Regions from separate parts of the Mus musculus genome. Here all the other regions are linked to region 4. The links are chromatin loops, found by intact Hi-C in ENCODE. Cell type or tissue: heart. All regions are shown on one strand. Region 1 overlaps Prr33 (proline rich 33). Region 2 overlaps Tnnt3 (troponin T3, skeletal, fast). Region 3 holds the start of Syt8 (synaptotagmin VIII). Region 4 has its middle 13 kb from the start of Krtap5-4.

The links. Peaks named below come from ENCODE experiments on the same cell type or tissue, not always from the same donor. Only the 100,000 strongest peaks of a DNase experiment are listed, where the experiment ranks them.
Region 1: it touches region 4 in a loop (4-fold over the local background); 6 of 42 quality-filtered maps call a loop at or near these places.
Region 2: it touches region 4 in a loop (2.2-fold over the local background); 6 of 42 quality-filtered maps call a loop at or near these places.
Region 3: a loop joins it to region 4, with 8 times the contacts of the local background. A loop is called at or near these places in 6 of 42 quality-filtered maps.

What each region holds. Positions count from the first base shown.
Region 1 is chr7:142,496,061-142,498,560 of GRCm38, forward strand. All of the region lies in intron 1 of Prr33 (proline rich 33), which reads right to left. Among named protein-coding and RNA genes, the nearest start is that of Tnnt3, 1.5 kb to the right of the region's middle. In heart, CTCF peaks have their summits at 1,017 and 1,947 (motif pointing left); DNase peaks (open chromatin) are centred at 231, 901 and 1,961; H3K27ac peaks cover 2,500 bases.
Region 2 is chr7:142,500,951-142,503,450 of GRCm38, forward strand. Tnnt3 (troponin T3, skeletal, fast) reads left to right here. Exons shown (of 18, transcript NM_001163664.1): 2 at 670-704; 3 at 879-892; 4 at 1,790-1,807. The coding sequence starts at 688. All of the region lies in intron 1 of Prr33 (proline rich 33), which reads right to left. Among named protein-coding and RNA genes, the nearest start is that of Tnnt3, 3.4 kb to the left of the region's middle. In heart, no CTCF peak of the experiment used is centred here; no DNase peak of the experiment used is centred here; H3K27ac peaks cover 1,313 bases.
Region 3 is chr7:142,434,824-142,437,323 of GRCm38, forward strand. It overlaps Syt8 (synaptotagmin VIII), which reads left to right and starts at 2,011. Exons shown (of 9, transcript NM_001285861.1): 1 at 2,011-2,116. The coding sequence starts at 2,110. In heart, a CTCF peak has its summit at 949 (motif pointing left); a DNase peak (open chromatin) is centred at 958; H3K27ac peaks cover 2,332 bases.
Region 4 is chr7:142,315,406-142,317,905 of GRCm38, forward strand. No RefSeq gene overlaps it. Among named protein-coding and RNA genes, the nearest start is that of Krtap5-4, 13 kb to the left of the region's middle. In heart, CTCF peaks have their summits at 1,301 (motif pointing right) and 1,502; no DNase peak of the experiment used is centred here; H3K27ac peaks cover 1,818 bases.

The sequences.
Region 1 (2,500 bases), 180 kb after region 4:
AGCCTCTCTCTTTGGCCTCAAGAGGAGAGTGCAAGGTGTGCCTTCAGAGTACAACTCACTAAATCTTACTTGGGCCTCAGATGTGGAGTCTACCTTCTGCTGTAACACTGCCTACCCTGCCAGGGACACCAGGATACTGCCCTTCCATCTTCCTGCCAGCCTCCTGAAAGGCCCAATAGCTGCTGCTGCTTCCTCCAAGCCCTACTTAAAGACCCACTTCACTTCAGGATTCGGGAATTGCTCTAATACCTTTACAGCCAATCAGAGTGTTTTTCGAACCAGGAGGCACTGTCATGCATGGGGACAGCTGCTGCCCAGATCACAGTGGCTGAGTCCCAAGTGCCATGTCAGCCAATCCTATCCTGGGCTTGGCAGAGCCAGCCACAGTGGGTCAAGTAGGGGCGCTGGGTGAGGCTCAGGGTCCAGGGGCTCTTCCATTCCCTGTCTGCTCAGCACCCAGATTGAGTAGCCTCTGAAAACCCCACTATTCTGGGAGTCACCTGTATAGGCCATAGAAGTAAAGACACTTGAAGGGCAGGCTCTTCTCAGCCTCCTCTGTCCTCCAAGCCCAGTCAAAGTCAGATGGATGTTCACCGACTTTGAGGGATCTCTCACAACTATTCAGGGAAGCCACTGCCTCTCAGTCTCTTGGATAGAACAGGGACAGTCTCCAAGTCCCATCCAACGGAATTCGTTGCCCCACCACCACCACCACCAGGGGCTCCAGTTCTCTCTCAGATTCCCAGGGAGCCTTTTCTCCTGTCTTTTCCCCACCAAGCCCCAGCCAGGCCAAGTAGGACCTTTTGTGTATTACCTTGCACGTGTTACCTGCTCGAGTCTTTGGTGGACGGCAGCACCTGGTCCAGCAGTGCCCACTCTATGCTGTCCCGCTGTACCTTGGGCCTGATCCCCTGAGGAGGAGGTGACTGTTACTCAAAATAAGACCTGCCTGGTCTCTCTGACCTCACTGAAAGCGTATGCCAAAGGCTTCTGAAGTGGGTAGCCACCCTCCCCTGCTGGCCATGAGGAGCCACTACAGAGATGGTAGCATAGCCATCTATAGACCTCTAAGGACCCTCATTGCTCTCAGGCAAGAGCTTCTGGATTCAGGGGTTCAACAACAATAGACTGGATAAAATCCCCCATGTCTGCTCTCCGTGTTCTTCAGCTGAGTGGTGTGCTTGGTTGGTCTCAGTAGAGCCAGATGAGAAGGGAGGCTGACCTCACCACAGAAGAGAATTAGAGTCCCTTTGGCACTAGTGTGGGACTTCATAAACTCTACATGACCCTCAAGGCCAGATTGAGCTGGGCATCCACAATATTTAGAGCTCACTGAACCCTATCTATCTAATGGTATAGATGGAGGTATAGAGGGACACATAGGTTCTGTCCAGGAAGGTTGAGCTGGCCCAACAACTCCAGGGGCCTCTAAGGGGCAGGTGCTTGGAGCAGAGGAGAGCAGGAGAGAAGCTCTGTTCTATGAGCCAGCAGGCTAGAAGACTGGCTCCACTCTCCTTCTGATCACAAGCTGGATCTTGTGTCTCTGGCATTCTATGGCCCCATCTCTAACACATAGGAGGTGGATGGTGGGTCAATCCAAACCTTCCAGAAACTCTTAAGATTTGGTGGAGATTGGCATACTGTGGGCCTCCTACTGGTCATCCTGATGTCTCTAATCTCAGGATGCAAAAGGACCAGAGCCCTGTCTGTGTCCCCTAGGGCTCACCTACCATTACTTTACACTCCACATTGGCTTTTTCCCTGAACTGAACAGATCCACAGACCCCACCAGCCACACACGACAAGCCATGGGGTCTGGGAGGGTTAAGAGAGTGAATGGCAAATGCCAGGTTGGTCTCTTGCTACTTGGTGCTTCAGTTTCCCTAGAGGCTGACCAGGCACATAAGGCCCAGAAGAGTGTCCATGGTTGGATGGTGCCCCCTGGAGTCTTGAGGAAAAAAAGGCCAGGCACATGGCGAGGTCTGCTCATGGCCAGGTCTGCTCAGCAGGGCCCACATCCCTGGACAGAGATATGACCTCCAGGTCCACTACTTAGTATGGAGCCCCCAGACCAATAACAGGCCCAAGCATTGCTCAGCCCTCCCCAGTTACTGAGGAAGATGGACAACCAGAGGCAAGGTTTAGGTGATCATTTCTCCTATTAGGTGATCATTTCATGAGACGTGTTCCAGTGATGTCCACTTGAAAAATAGGCCTGGCCTCGAAGAAGGGGCTGTGTGTGACATGGGCTAGGGACCCAGGGCTCTTCATTTGGTGGGTATCTTGAGCTGTCTCTATGCTGGAGAAGCAGGGCAGAGTTGCAGGAGGTGCCATATAGAGTTAGACACCGATCTTGAACAAAGTACCTGCTCCTACAAGCCACCTCGGGCAGAGGAACAGGGGACCAAAGAACCCAAAACCCAGGCTCTGATGACCCTTCCCCCAACAGCCTGACTCAAGAACAGCCTTGGTCTAGACCCAATCCTTTCCTCCTCTCTCC
Region 2 (2,500 bases), 190 kb after region 4:
CGGGTTTCCCACAGAGAAGTTTCTCAGACCCACCCCTGTGAGTTCAGTCTCCATGTATTTCACAGGAATGGAGACAAGGAGACTGAACGTTCATAGGTTCTCTAATTTGAAATCAGAGGATTTCAGAGAACACAAAAGAGGACCTGGGGTACCCCCAAATGTAGCTTGGACTCCCAAAGAAAACGTGAGGCACAGTAGAAAGTTTGAGCTCACCCAGGGAAGAAGAGCTGGCAGACTGAGGCTATCTGTCCCTTAAAGTGAGGCTCAGCCATTCTAGGGTGATTCCCTAGCCAGAGGCCATCAGTTGAGACAAGCAAGGATATCCCCAGATCCAGAGGATCCCAAAGCTGTGCATCCCACAACCTGTGCATGTTTGGATGGCATTCCATGAAAATGCTGGAGAGGGGACATCTGTCCAGGGTGGAATGCATATGACAACCTTTCAATAGCCAATCAGCTATGGAGTCTAAGTTCCAGGGCGGAGCCAGGAAAAGAAGAAGGGGCATCAAAGTCATGGGGAGAAAGGCCAATCAGGGGAATCAAAAGGTAGCCCTCAATTGCAGTCTACACACATCCCCTCTAGGCCTCAGTCTCTGAGAGCCCACTCTTGTGACGCTTCTAACCTAAGGTAATTCCTCACTGTCCCTTCTGTTGATGTTCCCTCTCCAGATACAACCCACCGCCACTATGTCTGACGAGGAAACGTGAGTACTGTATGGTCACCTCTCTTGCTGGTGGGATGGAACTCCTGGCACCTACAGACATCTGCCTCAAGTCAGCAGCTCAAGCTCACCTCTCTCTCTCTCTCTCTCTCTCTCTCTCTCTCTCCCCCCCCTCCCCCCCCGGCCCACCCCACTGCTACTCACCCACTATGACAGTGAACAAGTTGAGGGTAAGTATCTTCTCTATTTTCCCTCTATATGCTTCCATCTCTAGATAGTAGAGTTGCTCTTGGTGTGGGGAGGAGAGCTTTGACTATGGATAGCATTCATTCCTTGGGGACCCATTGCCCAAGAGTCCCTGACCGGCTAGATCAGTCATTGAGTTTCAAAGACACCCCTCTCCCAAATTATCTTGAATCTGTGGCTTGTTTTTTTCCCTGTGATGCTCACACCTTGACCTGCCCCAATCCTGTATACTTGCATATCTGTGAATCCCTGAGAACTCGAGTCTGAGTGGGCAGCTTCCCTGTCCTTGTTACCTTTGGTCACTCACATGGCCACAGTAGGGCATGCAATCTAGAGACATCCAATATCTACCTTGTGGTTGAGATATTTTCCCCTCTAAGGCCACAAAGCCTCTGTGTTCATGTGTGTGTGTGTATGTATGTGTGTGTGTGTTTTCGGATGTGTTCATATGTGTGGACCAGAGGTCAACCTTGGATGTCATTTTTAGGAGCTTGCCTTTTGAGACAGGGAGGGACTCACTGAACCTGAAGTTTGATGATTAACCTAAGCTGGCTGGCCAGCAAGTTCCTTGGGGTCCTCCTGTCTCTGCCTCCGCAGCCCTGGGGTTATGAGAGTGTGCAAACACACTTGGCCTTTTATTTGAATCCTGGGATCTGACTTATATGGCAAGCACTTTGCTGCCTGACCATCTCCCCATGCTACCACAAAGCATCTCTGAACTGAAGATCCCAGACTGATGTCTAGCCAGTGAAAGAACCAGGCTGTCTAGGGACAGAGCAAGTTGTCCTTCAAATGCCTCACCACCATCACCCCCTGTTCTATCTCTGCTAATTTGGCTCCCTTTTTTTTTTTTTTTTTTTTTTTGTTCTATTCTAATGCAGAACAATACGAAGAGGAAGGTAACTCAGGAAGCCAGAGGCCTCTCAATGCCCATCCTTGGGAAGGCCTTGGGGGAATCCTCCCTGAGCTGACAATTAACTGTCTACTCCCTTCCTCATGAATGCACTATTAACCATCATCACTCATCATTAATTAACTGTTAATGATTAATAATGCCATGATTTAATTAATGGTCAATGGTTTGATCATTAATTAAGCTATTAATCCTCTATCTCTTCGATGGGTTAGTAGACACTCATTAAACACTCACACATGCCCGGTGGTCACTGTGTCCATGGTGTGTGAAGTGGGGTGTGTTTCTGGCCATTAAAACTCATTCATTAATAACAAGGGTCTTGACCTCACACATTGTAACCCCTCAGAGTCACTGTACCTTCTCTTTTAGTCTCCTTATCTGTCTCCAGCTTTCTCTGTCTCTCTTTGTCTCTGTGTCTGTCTTTATCTCTGCCTTTCTCTATCCCTGTCTCTTTATCTCTGTCTCTCTTTGTCTCTGTCATCTTTCTCTATTTCTCTGTTTCTGTTCTTACCTTTTCTCTCTCTCTTCTCTCCTTCACTGTACCTTTGGGCTGCTGGAGACCCCTCCCTGGCTCTGTCGTGCCTGGGCAGGTGTGGGCGGGCAAAACGTTGAGTCTTGGTGCACCTGGGAGCAGCCCAGCACATTGGTTCCCAGGCCTGACAAGCTGTCTGCTCCT
Region 3 (2,500 bases), 120 kb after region 4:
CCAGGACCTCAGAGAGGGGAGACCTTCGCTCTCAAGGGAGTTTCCTGGTTTATGAGGGCCAGCAGTTCCGGTCATTAGGTGGGGCTCCCCAAAGCCCTGCCTCCACACCCCTTCTTCCCCACAAGATTCATTTGATCACTAGCAACAGGCACCACGGGCTCTGCTGTGGGCATCAGGTGCTGCCTGAGAGTGGACAACCAGCCTCCCAGTGACTAGGGTCTGAGCAAGCAGGCCTGAGTCCACCCGTCACAGGAAGCAGTAGGTATCAGGTGAGGAAGGGATCACCTCTATGCTTGTCTTGGCGGGTGTCTTGCTTTTCTGGGGGGGGGGGGGAAAGAACTCAGAAACCTGCTACCTTTGAAATAGCACAAGGTCTGGTTAGGCTGAGGGTAGGTAGGTGAGGTTGGCAGCAAGTCTAACCCAGAAATGAGTACCTGACCCTGGGCTGACAGAAAATTTGGAGGAGAGGCTTAGCATTGTACTGAGTGGCTCACATCTTAAAGGGATCACTGGGTGACATCCAGTACAAGTCTGGTTCATTGTGAGGGACTCGAAAGAGATACCTGGAGAAGGTAAGGGCTCACACAAGCCTTGGAGAATGCGTGGATTGAGAGAGGCTGGGGCCATGGGTGCAGGCCTCAGACCCAACTGTGAGTCAGACATCCTGCCTGGAAGGGATTACAGAACTGGGTGTTCACAGCTTGGAGATGGAGCAGGGACTCCCACCTCCTTTTCCTAGGTCAAACAGTGCTAGTCCTTTGAGAGGGTCTTCCGCAGCAGTCACAGAAGACAGGCTGCAAGAGCAGGAAGATAAGGTGGGACTAGAGAATTATGACTCCTCTTTTCTGTCTGTCTAGCTCAGGCTGCTCACACTTTCTCTAAAGTAGCAAACTGAGTGCTACTGGTAGGTGGGGACCAGCGGGAAGAACGGCTCCTCCTAGTGGCTGTCTTTTTACTTGCACCTTTACCACCATTGGAACCTGGGAGTCCTAAGGGGCCTCCATGTCTCCAGGCCTTGAAACTCTCCCTAGTACCAGGAGCTGGTGTTTCTGAGGCCTCAGAATCTTCCGGAGACAGCTTCCAAACAGCCTGAAGCCTCCTGTAGGCATGTGTTACCACCATGCTACTCAGGATGCCCTCCTGAGTGACATACAGTTAGAAGTCACAACTTCTAGATCCTCTGTTCCCTACCACTTGTTCTTAGGATAAGGGAGGGAGGGCTTTAGACAAGAAGAACACACACACACACACACACACACACACACACACACACAGAGAGAGAGAGAGAGAGAGACAGAGAGACAGAGAGACAGAGAGACAGAGACAGAGACAGAGACAGAGACAGAGTCAGAGAGAGATCAATGTTACTTTAATCCCAACATTCATACCAGCTCCACCATTTCCAAATGGTAAAACATTTTGAGCCCCATGTGGAGGCCGGATTTGTTTGAGCCTGACCTTAGCCCTCTTGTGCTAGGGGCCCTTGAGGAACAACATCTCAGCTCCAGCTCCAAGCAGATTCTTTATAGGCATTGTGGCCTCTTGTAAAAACCTTCTGCACCTCAGCTCCAGAGCCATGCCAACTTCAGAGCCACTGGGGGTGCTCTGACCACCACCTATGGACTCCTGCCTAGCAGAGTCCTTCAGAAGGCCAGACAAGAGTGATATTAGTGGACAGGCAGGCTGTTGAGGCCAGCAGATCACCTCTCTCCATCCTCAGGGGACTCACCAAGCTCCTACTTCATCACCAAATTACAGATGAGTCTGAAACCGAGTTAGGGACTAGCTGTATAATACACAGGGCCTGGGGATGATTTAAAATATGGTACTTGTGCTAAAAACTGAGGAATTTCAAGAGGTGAAGAGGATATTCAGCCTAGCACTGTGGTCCTTCCAGGTGCCCACCAGACCACTCTCCATAGTCATTATGGCTTCTTGTTAAAAACCCTCTGCACCTCTGCTCCAGGGCCATGCCAACTTCAGAGCACCAGCCTCAGGCCACCCTTGAAAACATCATGGTTCCATGTGTGCAGGAGGACCTCTAAAGGGAGACGGAGAAGGCAGAGACTGGTCCCTTCCTGATCTGCAGCTGCCCCGAATCACTGAGAGATGCAAGGTTCTGAGCTCTGTGAGCTGTGGCTGCCAGTTAGTGAACCACTGATATTGCAGGAGGAGCTACCCTTTGGAATCATGTTGGGGACTCCAGGCTGAGGGCACAAGAGCAAGAGGGTCTATTAGTCACCCCTGGAGGAGTGGGCTGGTCTAGTAACTTGTGTGCAGTCTGGGCTTAGATACAGCAGGAGGGCTGGCAGGCTCTTGTGGCACAGTGGCATTAGACTCAAGTTTAAGAAACTGAGTTCTGGCCAGCAGTTGCCATCTAGGGAAGCTGTGGGGGAGGGGGGAGGTCCTGAGTTCAGCGAGTCAGTGGCTCCCAGTCCCCAGCTGAGAACCCCACCCTTTCTGCTCACGGGGTGGGGGTGGGGTGGGGGAGAAGCCAGCC
Region 4 (2,500 bases):
AGGAAGCAAAGCAGATTGCTGAGGCTGACTAGCCAGACTAGCCTAGTTAGTGATCCCTACTTCCCATGAGCCTTCTTGTCACAAAACACAGGTTGTATGGCACCTGATGGATGATACCCAAGGTTGATCTCTGCCTTCCTTGTGTGTGTGTGAGAGAGAGAGAGAGACAGAGAGACAGAGACAGAGACAGAGAGAGACTGTGTCCATGTGTCTGTGTGTCTGTATGTGCATGTGAGCATAAAAATACAAAGAGAAATGGTGCTGCACTTGGCTTTTGACTGTCCCAAGTATGTCCAGGCCTGTGTGACCATCTACACCAGAAACCCACAGCATCACCAGGAAAGATGGGCTGCTGAGCTGCAGGAGTCTTTGAAAGCTCTTCTGGCCTCAGGGTCCGACTCTGGATGTAGAGAATAAGAAGACAAGACTTAGGAGCCATCTTCATCAGGACCTTAGCACAGCATTGTCCAGTGCTGATAAACCACTGGCTGATTTACAAGCTATCTGCCTGTAAGAGAAACAGGCTTCCACCGAAGATGGTTTCTGATTTCTGTCTCCATTGTCTACTGAGCAGGTGCCCGACACAGGCCATTTTTCTTGTGCGTTTCTGAGTTCAAATGTCTTATGTGCATGCAGAACCAATATGAGCGTGTATGTTTTCAAGACAGAGGCTCATGGAGACCATGCTGGCCTCACACTCACTATGTAGTTGAGAATGGTCTAGAACTCCTGGTCCTCCTGCCTCCACTCCCAGAGTGCTGGGACTGGAGGAGTGCATTGTCACACCTGTTTTTGCAGTGCTGGGGATAGAACTCAGGACTTCAGGAATGCTAGGCAGACACTCTACCAACTGAGTCACATCCCCAAATCTGTGACCAGCTTTATGGTGGACTGAACTTCAAGGCCTTATTTTTTTTAAGTTAGATTTATTTATTTTATGTGTGTGACTGTTTTGCTTGCATGTGTGTATGTGCACCCTGAGCATGGCTGGTGCCCAGGGTCTTCTCCCCCTGGAACTGAGGTTGCAGATGGTTGTGAACTAACTGCCTTGTAGGTGCTGGGAATTGAAGGTAGGTGCCCCTTATGTCCTCACAAGAGGGGCAGCAGCAGCTCTTAACCACTGAGCTGTCTCTCCAGCCTCAACATCAACACCTGATTGCAGCATTCAGCATGGGTGCCTATATTTGTCTCAGTGATGGAAACAAGGCCGAACAAAATGCCTTTTGCAAGAGCTTTGGGCTCCAAAAGGACCCAAAGTTTCAGGTTTGGAAACTTAAGACAGGTTGTCTGTAGTTGCATGAGATTACCACCAGGTGGCACTGTTGAATGAGAAAACGAACAAGTCATGGCTAGGATGGATAGAGCCCCTCACCCAAGCAGAGCGGTCACCACTCTGAACTGAGTCTCCATGTGAGGGACTCTGACTTGGACCTGCGTTGAGAGGCTCCATTGACAGAACAGTGGGTGACACCAGAATAGTGACAGACACCAGCACGCTGTTCTGGTGGCTCAGTTCTCTCTGAGACGTGAAGACAGTCTGTGGGCCTGTGACCAGTTCTTTCGTTTGTGAGCAGAACATGGCTGCCCATCTCAGGACTCCAACCCTACCACCACACCTTCGAGCTGAAGCAGTGTAGTCTGTGGCAGAAGGGGATGGGGTCCCTGTGTCCCAAAACAGACCTCTTCCATCTATTCAGTACAGCACACTTCTGCCTGGAGGTCCTAAACCTGGCCTCACTGAATGCCCATTGGATGACCCGGGCATCTGCAGGCTGAGCTTGATTGATGTGCAGCATACACACTTCAGATAAAACATGAAGGGGTCCTTTGAACCTTGGGGTGGGCCTGGCTCCCCACAGTCAGATATTGATGGCTGTGCTTAACTCCTGACTTTGTTTTTGCTCCAGGCTTGGAAGTCATATGACAGATGTTCCGGGGCCCTGCAGGGTTAGGGCTGGGGTTCACAGCCTTTGCTACATGCTAAAAAGCAGCTCTGGGCCTGAGGCCTTTTCTATGACGTACGAGCAAGCTTTCCTGTTGAATGTGGGAAGTCTGTGGCCTACCTTATCGCAGGTGTCTGCTCACCCTGGATGACATCATTCCTGCTCTATGCCAGGGGTCAGCAGCCTGGGGACACACACTACGGCCCAGTTAGGCTTCAGTCTGAAAGGGAAGGAGGAACTCACTCCTCTTTCTTCACAGAACATTGGGGGCTAGCATGCTTCTTACTCAATGTGAGTGCACTCAGACCGGGACAGAGGATGTGGGTAGGAGCTCCAGTAAGCAGAAGGTGTCTCCTGTCATTGGGGCTCCCCAAGGCCAGGCCTACCTGGCCTTCACGACAAGAGGCAGGGAAGACCTGGCACTTAGCCTCTGTTGTTGGAGGAAGATCACTCAGGCTAGGGAGGCCCCTCAGAGAAACAGCAGGGAAAGATAACTTCTGCGTAAGCTAATAAGATACAAGGATTCAATATCTGTGCCCAAGACAGATGTCCCAGAT